Linked DNA regions of Mus musculus: region 1 is linked to region 2. A link is a contact called in ENCODE POLR2A ChIA-PET data. All regions are on one chromosome and are shown on one strand. The core of a region is the stretch at or near the end of the contact, and the rest is flanking DNA. Distances in the headings are between cores, read along the strand shown. Region 1 holds the start of Dennd4a (DENN/MADD domain containing 4A). Region 2 holds the start of Tipin (timeless interacting protein).

Evidence for each region. ChIA-PET counts read pairs that join two places held with the same protein, here RNA polymerase II (POLR2A).
Region 1: POLR2A ChIA-PET joins it to region 2 with 10 read pairs in embryonic stem cell. The contact joins the promoter of Dennd4a here to the promoter of Tipin in region 2. POLR2A ChIA-PET finds 5 or more read pairs at or near these places in 2 of 5 experiments (Patski and embryonic stem cell).

The regions. Positions count from the first base shown.
Region 1 is chr9:64,807,474-64,813,036 of GRCm38, forward strand. It overlaps Dennd4a (DENN/MADD domain containing 4A), which reads left to right and starts at 3,538. Exons shown (of 35, transcript NM_001162917.1): 1 at 3,538-3,547; 2 at 3,867-4,113. Gm36459 (a long non-coding RNA gene) reads right to left here and starts at 3,942. Exons shown (of 3, transcript XR_379559.2): 1 at 3,854-3,942; 2 at 3,473-3,629.
Region 2 is chr9:64,278,560-64,284,712 of GRCm38, forward strand. It overlaps Tipin (timeless interacting protein), which reads left to right and starts at 3,026. Exons shown (of 8, transcript NM_001324557.1): 1 at 3,026-3,088.

The DNA.
Region 1 (5,563 bases), core at 2,288-4,787, 530 kb after region 2:
CATCCTTCATCATTTTCCTTCATGCATCATTTGAACTACAGTGTTTTAAAATAGCTTCTTAGAAACAGCCAGATAGAGTTCCAGGTGTAAAGAGGTGACGTCACTTCAGAAATGGGATGGGAGTGAAAGTTCTAAGCCACATTCGTCTATCTGGTTCCTGTCTATACTGTTACAACCCCGTGTCTAAGACACATTTGGGCCTTGGGTTTCTTTAGCTGTGACTGCGGTGACATATGCCTGGGATGTGGCCAGGACTCGAGACATCACTGCTAAGGGCTCGTGGTGCTTGATGATCCTTTCTAGACGCACAGTCGAGTGTTTCTTATTGGGTTTCTGCCATTTATGTTTGTCTACAGCAGCAGACAAAAAAAAACTATTTTGTAATATCAAAGTACTTGAGAAGAGTGCTCAGTGGTTAAGAGCACTTGTTCTTCCAGAGTATATGGGTTCGATTCCCAGCACGCACAGTGCGGCTCACAACCATCTGTAAATCCAAGTCTGGGGGGATCCAACACTCTTTTCTGGCCTCTGTGGGCACCAGACATGCACGTGGTACACAGACTCACATGCAGGCAAAGCACCTATACATATAAAATATAATAAAGATTTTATATTTTAAAAAGCATTTGAGATCAAACACAGGACTTCCTGTGTAATAGGCAGACACTCTTCAGCCACACCCGAGCCTCTGCTACCTTTTCATATTATTCTTTTCTCAAGAGACAGAAGTTAGGAGCCTGGGGAGATTGCTTACTTGGTAAAGTATTTACTGCTCAAGCATTAGAACCTGAGGTTGATCTGCAGTACCTCTATAAGAAAAATCGAGATTTATGTCACAAACTATAGCTATCTCAAAGGAGGGAACCTCAGTTGAGAAAATGCCTCCACAAGATTGGGTTGTGGGCCAGTCTGTAAACCATTTTCTTAATTAGTGATTGGTGGGGGTGGATCCCCAGGACAGGAACTCACGAAGGAACCTGGAGGCATGGCCACAGAGGAATGCTGCTTATTAGCTTCCTCTCCATAAGCAGCTTATTAGCTTCCATTCCATAAGGAATGATCTTATTAGCTTCTTCACTCAGCTGGTGTCCTTATTAGATCTAGGACCACCTGCCTACAAGTGGCGATACAGAGAGTGGGTTAGGCCCTCACGTATCATCGCTGATCAAGAATATGCCTTATAGTTTTGCCTACAAGCTGATCTGATGTAGGTATTTTCCCAACGGAGATTCTCTCGTCTCGGATGATTCTAGCTTGTGTCAAGTTGGCCATAACTATCTGGCACAGTCACCAGGCCCAGGGTTTTTGACATGGGTTCTGAGGGATGATGAACTTTCTCTCAATTGTTTTAGAAACGTTTAAAGACTCTCATGCTAAAAAGCAATTCCTGAAACTACATTTTTATATTTTAACTACAACCCTATATTGTAGACGGATATATCTATATCTCAACTCAGAGTGCTTTATACTGGTGATAATATAATATGCTAAGGTAACCTTTAAAAGGGGATTGACTGGGTATGCTTCACAACAATCAAACCAATTAGTGGTTAAGTCTAGGGCCAGTGGAAAAAGCCAGGAGTTCCCAATTGAACCCTTAAAACATTTGTTTGTATGTTTGTTTAAAGCAGAGAATTGCTTAAGCGCTTGCCTAGCATGCACCAATTCCTGCTTCCATCGCTGTAGAAAGTGGGTGTGGCGGCACAAGCTGCCATCATAGCGCTCAGAAGGTGGAAGGCATGAGAACTGTAATGGATCTGACACCAGCCTGAGCTATAGAGTGGGCTTATCTTAGAGGAGGAAAAGGTAGAAGCGTCTAAGTAGTGTTATTGAGGTCTAAAGGAGGCATGTATTTAGAGCCCTCAACTTAATAACTTTGACATATGTGTATATATTTGTGACCATTGTGCAATCAAGATAGTGAACACATCCATTGCCCCCCAATGTTTGCTTCATGATATAGACTCTCTCTAGCAATCACTGATTGGCAGATAGCTATGCCCTCACATTGGAGAGGAAAACATCATGGCTGACGTCAGTAGGGAGGATGGTTAAAAGACTTCAGTTTTTGCCAGGCAGAGGTGGTGCACGCCTTTAGTCCCAGCACTTGGGAGGCAGAGGCAGGCGGGTTTCTGAGTTTGAGGCCAGTCTGGTCTACAGAGTGAGTTCCAGGACAGCCAGGACTGAACAGAGAAACCCTGTCCCGGAAAAGCAAAACAAAAAAAAAAAAAGGGGGGGGGGAGGGTGTGGGGATCAACAATGGTATTATTTAATAATTTTCAGTGAAATTAGTGTATTTTTATCTACACAATATAATGTGATGCCCACACATTTTTTAAACAATTTGAACTATATTTGGTGAACTCAGTGTTGAAGAGACTCAAACTTAGATTTAAAAAAAAAAAAACAAACCCTCTCAATCAGGTTCTCTGGTCCATATGTTGTCTAGAATATAAATATAGATGCCATTCTTCAAGTACCACTCACTGTTCCCAGCTGCTTTGTTCCCTACTTGCCATTCAGTGGCTTCGGCCTGCAGTTAGAATTAAGGATAGTCTTGTATTTCTAGGCCCTATACAACGGAGCTCTCAACTCCCTCTCTAATCTAATGGAAGGCTTCTCCAGGCAAAATACATTTCTCATCAACACAGATTCCTCGCAGTTCTAAAAGCCAAGCTCCTCCCTATTGCAGGTTCTCTGCATGATCTTTTTGCTTTACTCAATTCTCTGGGGCCTTTCTTCCATTACTGGCTTCTTCCTGCACTTCAGAGAGGCACAGCCTTGATCACTCTGGTTTCAAAAACCACCCTGTTATCTGCTACCTAGAATTCTTCCTAGAACTTTTATGTTTCTTCTCCAAGCATTAAATATATTTGGTTGTTGTTGTTGTTGTTGTTGTTGTTGAGCTTCTCCCACTAGACCTCAACTCCCTCAAAGCAGACCTTTTCTGGTTCCCTGACTGTTGTGTGTCAGCCCTGCTGGGTTTTCCAACAATATTGTCTGGATGAATGAGTCCAAGAGAAGGAGTGGAGGTATAAAATAAAACTGTAATCTCGGTTGGCAATAAAGATGAAGCCTGTTTTGCATAGATTAACTTCAACCTAGAGGAATTTTTTTTTAAAAGGTCCTATTTCTTCCTTCATTTGTTCATAGAATTCCAGCTAACATTATTCAATACTTTTTAGGCATACACTTTACATTTCTGAGTAACTCTGTAGAGGTAATCAACCTTTATTATCCACATTTTTCAAAGGCATCTTGCCAATAGCCATTAACAGTAGACCTGCAGTCTAGTTTAAGTAGGCCATATCCAATTAATCAATGTAATGGACACCCTTTCAATCAACAATAGCTGTTTTATCAACGCGCTTTTCAGAGAACCCCTCTGAATTCCCCCTTTTCCCTGACCTCTGTCTCGGGACTGAAAGCTACTGGTGGTTGCTAACCGCTTAGGGGGTTTTCTGCAGAATACCAGTGACTTTGGTGGGCGGATCTCAGCTCAGACCACTGCACCAAGCAGCAGTGCCGGGAAGGAAGAAGCAGGTCTGTTGGCCATAGCTGGATGCTTGTGAAAGAGGAAGGTACAGTGCGCCTTGTTCTTACTCGCCAGGGGCTCGGAATCTCCCAACCTGAAGGGGAACCACGACGCGTTTCCCCAGCTACACTCGCCGTCACCAGCCAGCCCGGCCCCACCCCGCCCACAGCCCCACCCAGCGGCCCGCCCACTTGCGGGACCCTTGTTAGTCCCCTCCCCCCACGACCCACCCCCTAGCTCGGCCCATTCCTGCCCCTCGGGTCAGATTCGGCCTGTGATTGGTTTTTGTTGCCATAGTCCCCGCCCCCATGTCTTTACCGTCACTCCCAAGATGGCGCCGGCCGCGGCGGGTTCGGCGGCTGGTGCTGAGGAAGGAGGCGGAGGCTTTGGCGACCGCGCGGGGAGGGGGAGTCCCGTCTGACTGAGACGGCTGGGCGGAGCGCCGGGCCGGGAGATGAGCTAAGCTGGCTGCAAGCGCCGCGACATTCAGCCCCCTCGTGTCCCGCCCGCCGCGCATGAGGGGATCAGACTCTGCATCTCAGGCTCTTCCCGGTGCTCGCGCGGGGGCCGGCGGGGAGGTGAGTGGCGGGGGCGGCGGCGTGGGCATCGGTGGCATAGGGAGCTGTCACGGCCCTGAGGAGGTGACTGGCAGGGGGACGCCGAGCCGGGTGATAGGACTTGGAGGGCCGCTAGGCGCGGGCAGCTGCTAGGAGGGGCTCTGGCCGTCCCGGAGGATGGCGAGATGCTGTCGATGGCGTTCGCGCGCCTCCGTGTGGGAACGAGCGCGGGACACCGGGGGGGTCCCTCCGGACTGGCCATTTGGTGCTGGCCTGGGGCTGTTGTTGTTGGGGTGATGGGGCGGGGGCGGACGGTGGGGAGGTCCTGAAGCTGGGATTTTGACAAGCTCGTTACGTAAGGTTGCTTCCCGGAATCCCACCTGCTCTGGGTTTCAAACCCGCGGCGGGGGCTGCTTTCCCGCGGCTGTTCAGTCCAGATGCCGGGGCCCGGCTGGGGCTCAGGTTCCACGTGAGCCCGGCCAGCGTCCAAGTTGACCAGTGTGTGTGTGTGTGTGTGTGTGTGTGTGTGTGTGTGTGTGTGTGTGTGTGTCTGTGCACACGCGCGCGCAATTCTTGGTCATCACCACTCCTTTTGAAGTTTATCTCTTTCTAGAGGGGAAAGACGAAGGAGGGGGCAGGGGGAGAAGGGGCAAAAAAGCTTGTGACCTAGAATTGGGTCGCAGCGACATCTCTTTTATGGTGCTTTTAAATGACAGGACGTAAAGGGAAACTTGGATGTTGCTGCTCCAGTGTGCTTTTCCTTCAGACGAATGGTTGGCCTCAGAGCGGTAGAGACGGTTTTTATTTGTCTTATAGGACAGTTATTTCTTGTTTGCAAAACAGGACAGGCATCAGTCAACAGGCTTGTATTTATCTGAGGGGAAAGTGGGTGTCAGCCAGCCAGAGAGACATGGGAGGGCAGGAATTGTGTCACTCTGTGAGTATATTGTTCTTTTAAGTGTGTTAGATATGAATGAAAAGGGTAGCCCAAAAGTAAAATAAACAATATTACATTATCACAAGATTATCTTTAGTGTATATACAGCCTTAATCTGTTTTCTGCCCACCCATTGTACCTCCTCTTTCCTTGGAGGAAGGGGGTGGAGACACCTGTAAACATCGTAGCCCAGGTTACACTAAGTTATTGTGGTGCATTTGAGATTACTATAAAGAGGAGTCTCAGGGGGAACCCAAGATTAGTTTATAAGTAAGGATTCTTGGGCAAATTGATCAGTTTATATTTACAGTAGTTCTGAGATACAGCTTCTGAAAAAAAAAAAGGAATAGAATTTCTGATCTGAGCCCTAATTGAACTTAAAATTGTACTTGATTTCTTTTATGGGGCTTTGTTTTGTTTGGGCGAGACGTAATAATCGTTTGAGGCAGCTTTTTATTTTTACAAACTCCCTTTGAACTGCAGCTCCCAGCAAGAGTCTAGAATAACATATAGTTACCACCATCATTCTATATG
Region 2 (6,153 bases), core at 1,776-4,275:
TCACCAGCCCGAAAATTTTTTTATTCATCAATCAATTGTGTGTATTTGTTCCTGTGTGTTCCTGTGTGTGTGTGTGTGTGTGTGTGTGTGTGTGTATGCATATTGTGGTCCACATGTAGAAGTCAAAGAACAACTTTTGCTTAGTGGGTCCCCAGGATGGAGCTCTGTCAGACTTGGTGACAAGTGCTTTCATCTGCTAAGGGATTGCTCCTGTCCCGATGACTACATTTTTAAGGTGTATTTATTTTATTTTCTCTGTTTGACTATTTTATCTCCATTGCACTGGTGTGTGCAATGCCCCCAGAGGTCAGAAGAGGGCATCACACCTCCTGGAACTAGAGTTATAGGTGGTTGTGAGTAGCCATGTGGGTTCTGGGAACAGAACCTAGGTTCCCTGAAAGTGATGAACCAACCTGCCTCCATCTTAGACTTAAAAGCCATCTTATAGTAACGACAAACTAGGCCCACTCCTGTTTATAACTAGGCTGGCCTTGAACTCAGAAATCCACTTGCCCCTGCCTCCTCAGTGCTGGGATTAAAGGCCCGGCTGACCTGTAATCTTAACTACAAATGGTTTTGCACTTCCTGTTCCAGGAACAACCATCTTGCAATCCTTCCTTTGGTTCAAAAAGCTGGGCTGGAGAGATGGCTCAGTGGTTAAGAGCACCAACTGCTCTTCCGAAGGTCCTGAGTTCAAATCCCGACAACCACATGGTGGCTCACAGCCATCCGTAATGAGATCTGATGCCCTCTTCTGGTGCATCTGAAGATAGCGACAGTGTACTTGGATATAATAAACAAATCTAAAAAAAAAAAAAAAAAAAAAGGTTAAGTCAACCTTGTATGACCACCTTGTAATTATGTCTGTGTGTCAGGAGGGCGATACGACTAACGTGTCATGCGTCATGCTTATGTTCTCCTCCTGTAACCCTGCCTATTTCCTCACCAACCCCCTCCATTGGAAACACTCACCCCAGAGCTTTAAAAACCCTGTCTTCCTCACGCCCAAGGCTGATCTCTTGATCCCCGCTTTTAGGTGTGCAGGAATAAAGAAAAAGCTTGCTTTAATTAATTTGGCCATGATGATTTGGGTCGGTGTTCTTTCTCCTCCAATCTTTGGAGTTAACACAGGAGCACGAGATACTCGTAACTGTTGAGCAATCTTTCCAGCCCCACCCAGCTCTGCTTTTATTTTGTATGTGGGTGTGAGGTACAGAATCAGGAGGTGAGCACTGGTTGCTTCCCTCACAATCTCATTGTTAAAAAAGACTTCCTGTGGGGCTGGAGAGATGGCTCAGTGGTTAAGAGTGCCGATTGCTCTTCTGAAGGTCCCGAGTTCAAATCCCAGCAACCACATGGTGGCTCACAAACATCCATAACGAAATCTGATGCCTTCTTCTGGAGTATCTGAGGACAGCTATAGTGTACTTACATATAATAAATAAATAGATCTTTAAAAAATACTTTTATATGTATGGTTGTGTATGTAATACATATATGCCTGTGTACATACATACCCATGCATAAATAAACCTACATACATAAATAAACCATATATGCATCTATACATACCCATAACTACATGAATAAACCATTCATATTTACATACATATCCACACATATAAACATACATACATAAACCATGATATACATACATAAATCTACAGAGTGCTTGGTTCTCTGGAGGTCAGAAGAGAGCCTCAGATACCCTGGAATCATACACGGCTGTGTCACTATGTGAGTGTACTAGAGTCCCCTACATGAGCAACATGTACTCTTAATGGTTAAGCCATCTGTATGTCTCAGCCCCCCCCCCCCCCCTTTGAGACAGGGTCTCTCACTGTGCCTGGAACACATCAGTTAAACCTGGCTGGCTGGCTAGCCAGCTGGAGGAATCTGATTTTTGCCTTCTCAGAATCGGGATTCCGGGTAATATCAAGCTGTTTTTTAACCTGGGTATTGGAGATCTGAACTCAGCTCATCATGCAATGTGGGGGAGTCCTTTACCCTCTGAGGGATCTCCCCAACCCTGCCCTCCCTTTTTGTTGTTTGTTTTGAAACAATATCTCACTGTGTAGCACTGGATGGCCTGGAACTCCAGGGATCTGCCTAAGATTAAAGGTAAACACTGGATCCAATACTTTTTTTTTTTTTTTTTTTTTTTTTGATTTTTCGAGACAGGGTTTCTCTGTGTAGCTCTGGCTGTCCTGGAACTCACTTTGTAGATCAGGCTGGCCTCGAACTCAGAAATCCACCTGCCTCTGCCTCCCAAGTGCTGGGATTAAAGGCGTGTGCCACCTCGCCCGGCCGGATTCAATACTTTTAAAGAAAACAGGGAACCCTCCTTTTTTTGTTGTTGACATATTTCTTTTTTCTTTCTTAAAGATTTATTTTATGTATGTGAGTACACTGTAGCTGTCTTCAGACACTCCAGAAGAAGGCATCAGATCCCATTACAGATGATTGTGAGCCACCATGTGGTTGCTGGGGAATCGAACTCAGGACCTCTGGAAGAGCAGTCAGGGCTCTAGTCACTGAGCCCTCTCTCCAGCTCTTGACATATTTCTTTGGGTCTACACGTCTAACCCTAACTACAAACTACAATCTTTTCCTCATATCTTTATTTAATTAACAAAATTCATAGTCGTGGCATTTTGCTATTCTGAAGATGCAGTAATTTTCCAGCCAAAGTTGTTTGACACTACGTTTTACTCCTCTACAAATCAGTTTTCTTTTCTTTCTTTTTTTTTTTTTTCTCGTAGACGCTGGCCTGGAACCTGTGGCGATCCTCCTACCTCAGCCTCCGAGTGCTGGGATTCCAGGCGTGCACTATTATGCCTGGCTTCCATCGTTCGTGTTCTAAACCCGGAGACCTATTTCTGGAGCTAATAAAGCGCCCAGAACTCATTGCCGTCCCAGACATTCCGGATGGGTAGGCGGGCTTCCGAGCGCGGTGGGCGGGGCTCAGACCCTTAGGCTCCTCCCACGCCTCTTCGCCTACCCTTGGCGCCAAATTTCTCAGCTTGTCTCGCGGAGCCGAGTCTCGCGAGAAGCGGTGTTGGCGCGCTTGGCGGCGGCCGCTGTCTAGGTGAGGTGAGACCGGTTTCTGTGAGCGCAGATTTTGGAAGTGGAGCCCGCGTTGCAAAGGCGGCGCGGGGCGCGGGAGATGGGGTCTCACCCAGGAGCCAGGCGGAAGCGGGGCTGAGGAGGAGCGGGCGGAGCGGGTGGGAGGCGCCGCGGGAGGATGGCGGGCCTGCACCGGAGCCGCGCGCACGGACCTAGCTGAGAGGGAGGCTGGGAAGCGGACTCGAGGGGAGGCGAGGGAGAGGTGACATCCCTAGGGCTGGCGCCGACGGTGGGACGAGAGTGAGGGTGGTGGGACTTCCTTTAGGGCGAGGAGCTCCTGTTTTGACAACTAGGGAAAACGGTAGGTTGGAAACAGGTCCGGGAAGGACTTGTGGATCGGATGTTGAATTTGTCACGCACACTGCTCTGGGAGTTTGAGGACCTGGAGGGGGAAAGAGACTTAACTCGTTAGTGTCTAAAACACGTGTGACAGTTGTCAAGGAGAGAAGGAAGGGCTGTGAACATCTAATTCTTTACAAACACTGAGAGAAACCAGTTTACTGATAAGCCCCACTGTGCTTTTTTGGTTAATTGCTGGTTATTGTAGTTTTAAGTCCTGTTCTCAAACTCCCATTAGAATGGGATTGAGTGTACTAACTAGATGTTTTGAGGATTGGGGTGCTTGTTCTGGGCCTGGAACCCAGGCCAAGTGGTCCTAGGTAGAGTTATAATCTACCCTTGGTTCCCACATTTAAAGGTACTCAAAGACGTAGCGGTTTATTATCAGGAGCCAGTACTTTGTTTTTATAAATTTACGGTCACAAATTTAGAATTGGGGACAGCTAGTAAAGGCGATATAGTGCTGGGGAACAAGCCTTACTGAGTGTGATCCCTGGGTCTCATGCAAAGCTGGAAGGAAAGAATTGACTCTACCCACAGAGTCCTTTGCTACTTTGTGGATTCTTTCTTCCACCCTTCTCTACCCTTAATCTACCCTTTAGGCTCCCTAAAAAACGAGAGGATAGGGGGAAAAATGGCAACATTATCTTTACCCTGCAGATGAGGAGTGTCAAGTTCCTTGGGGCATGTTTGAGGCAAGGTGAGGACCTTGAGGATGTGTTATTTCTTCTCTTGCTCACCACTAAACAAAACCACAGCCAACAGCAAGCAGTCAATCCTGGCCTTTACCCTCTGAAAAGTCCTGAGGAAGCTATCTGCAGTTAGCAGAATCGCCGTTACAGCATTAGAGCTCAAGGCCTGTCATACCAGCTGCTGTGGGCAATCTGAAGCAGCCAATTCCCATACCAGGAGTTAAAATGAAGAAATAATATTTCTGTGCTTTTTTAAAAAAAAGATTTATTAATTTTATGTATGTAAGTATACTGTAGCTGCTTAGACACACCAGAAGAGGGCATTGAATCCCATTACAGATGGTTGTGAGCCACCATGTGGTTGCTGGGAATTGAACTCAGGACCTCTAGAAAAGCAGTCAGTGCTCTTAACTGCTAAGCCATCTCTCCAGCCCATTTCTGTGCTTTTTTTTTTTTTTAAAAAAGAAACCACCACTGGGCATGCCTTTAATCGCAGTACTTGGGAGGTAGAGGCAGGCGGATTTCTGAGTTCGAGGCCAGCCTGATCTATAGAGGTGAGTTCCAGGACAGCCAGGGCTACACAGAGAAACCCTGTCTTGAAAAACCAAAAAAACAAAACCCAAAAAAACAAAACCCACAATTCCAAAATTGTCATTACAGGTTGTCCTTTGACCTCCCCCGGTGGCACATAATGCACTCTTATTATACATACAACAAACATAAATTTAAAGAAGTAATAAATTTAGAAGTTTTGGGGATGTTTTAGACATGTCCTGAGTATAATATCTTTAGCTGTTTTTGTTTTTTAAGATTTTTTTTTTTTACATGAGTACACTGTCGCTGTCTTCAGACACACCAAAAGAGGGCATCAGATCCCATTACAGATGGCTGTGAACCACCATGTGGTTGTAGGGAATTGAATTCAGGACCTCTGGAAGGCAGTCAGTGCTCTTAACCACTGAGACATCTCTCCAGCCCATATTTTTAGTTTTAATTTAGGAAATTTTGAAGGTTTAAGAATGTGTATCTTGCTGGGCAGTGGTGGCTCACATCTTTAATCCCAGCACTTGGGAGGCAGAGGCAGTGAATTTCTGAGTTCAAGTCCAGTTTGGTCTACATATTGAGTTCTAGGACCTATACAGAGAAACCCTGTCTTGAAAAAACAAAACAAAACAAAAAACCCAACCAACCAAACAAAAAGAGTGTGTATCTTGGGGGATATGTACACTTGAGGCCAGATGTCAAAGCCCCTGAAGCAGTAGTTATAGGTATTAGTGAGCTATATAAGTATGGTGCTGGCAACTGAACTCAGTCCTCTACAAAAGCAATTTGTGTTTTAACCACCCCAGCCATCTTTCCAGCGGGAGATTTTTATTTCTAATTAAAGATAGTGGTTCTCATTGTAGCCCAAGCTGGTCTGGGGTTGGCGCAGCCACATAACTGAAGATAACAAATTTCTGATCCTCTCTCTCTTCCTGAGGGCTGGGATTACAAGTCCATGCACTGCCTTGCCCCAAGGTAGTTTATGAGGTACTAGGAATTGAACTCAGGGCTTTGTGGATTCCACTGTGTGTATAGAGAAGGACTTTTGCCCTAACTGGCCTCCTGGTTCCTGCTTTAGCCTCTTGAGTGTTAGGACTACAATGAGTATCACTGTTCCTGGCTTGAAATTCTTGGGCTGGAGAAATGGCTCAGCGGTTAAGAACACAGACAGTTCTTCCGAAGGTCCTGAGTTCAAATTCCAGCAACCACATGGTGGTTCACAACCATCTGTAAGGAGATCTGACACCCTCTTATGGTTCGTCTGAAGACAGTTACAATGTACTTACATATAATAATAAATCTTTAAAGAAAATCTTAAATTCCTTTCCTCAGCAAATATCTATTGGGAACCTCTTGTGTATCAGGTTTTGGGACATAGTGGTAAAATAACAAAGAGGCCTGCCAGATTTTTATCCTAAGAGAGCCACAATCAATATAGGAGTCTAACATTAAA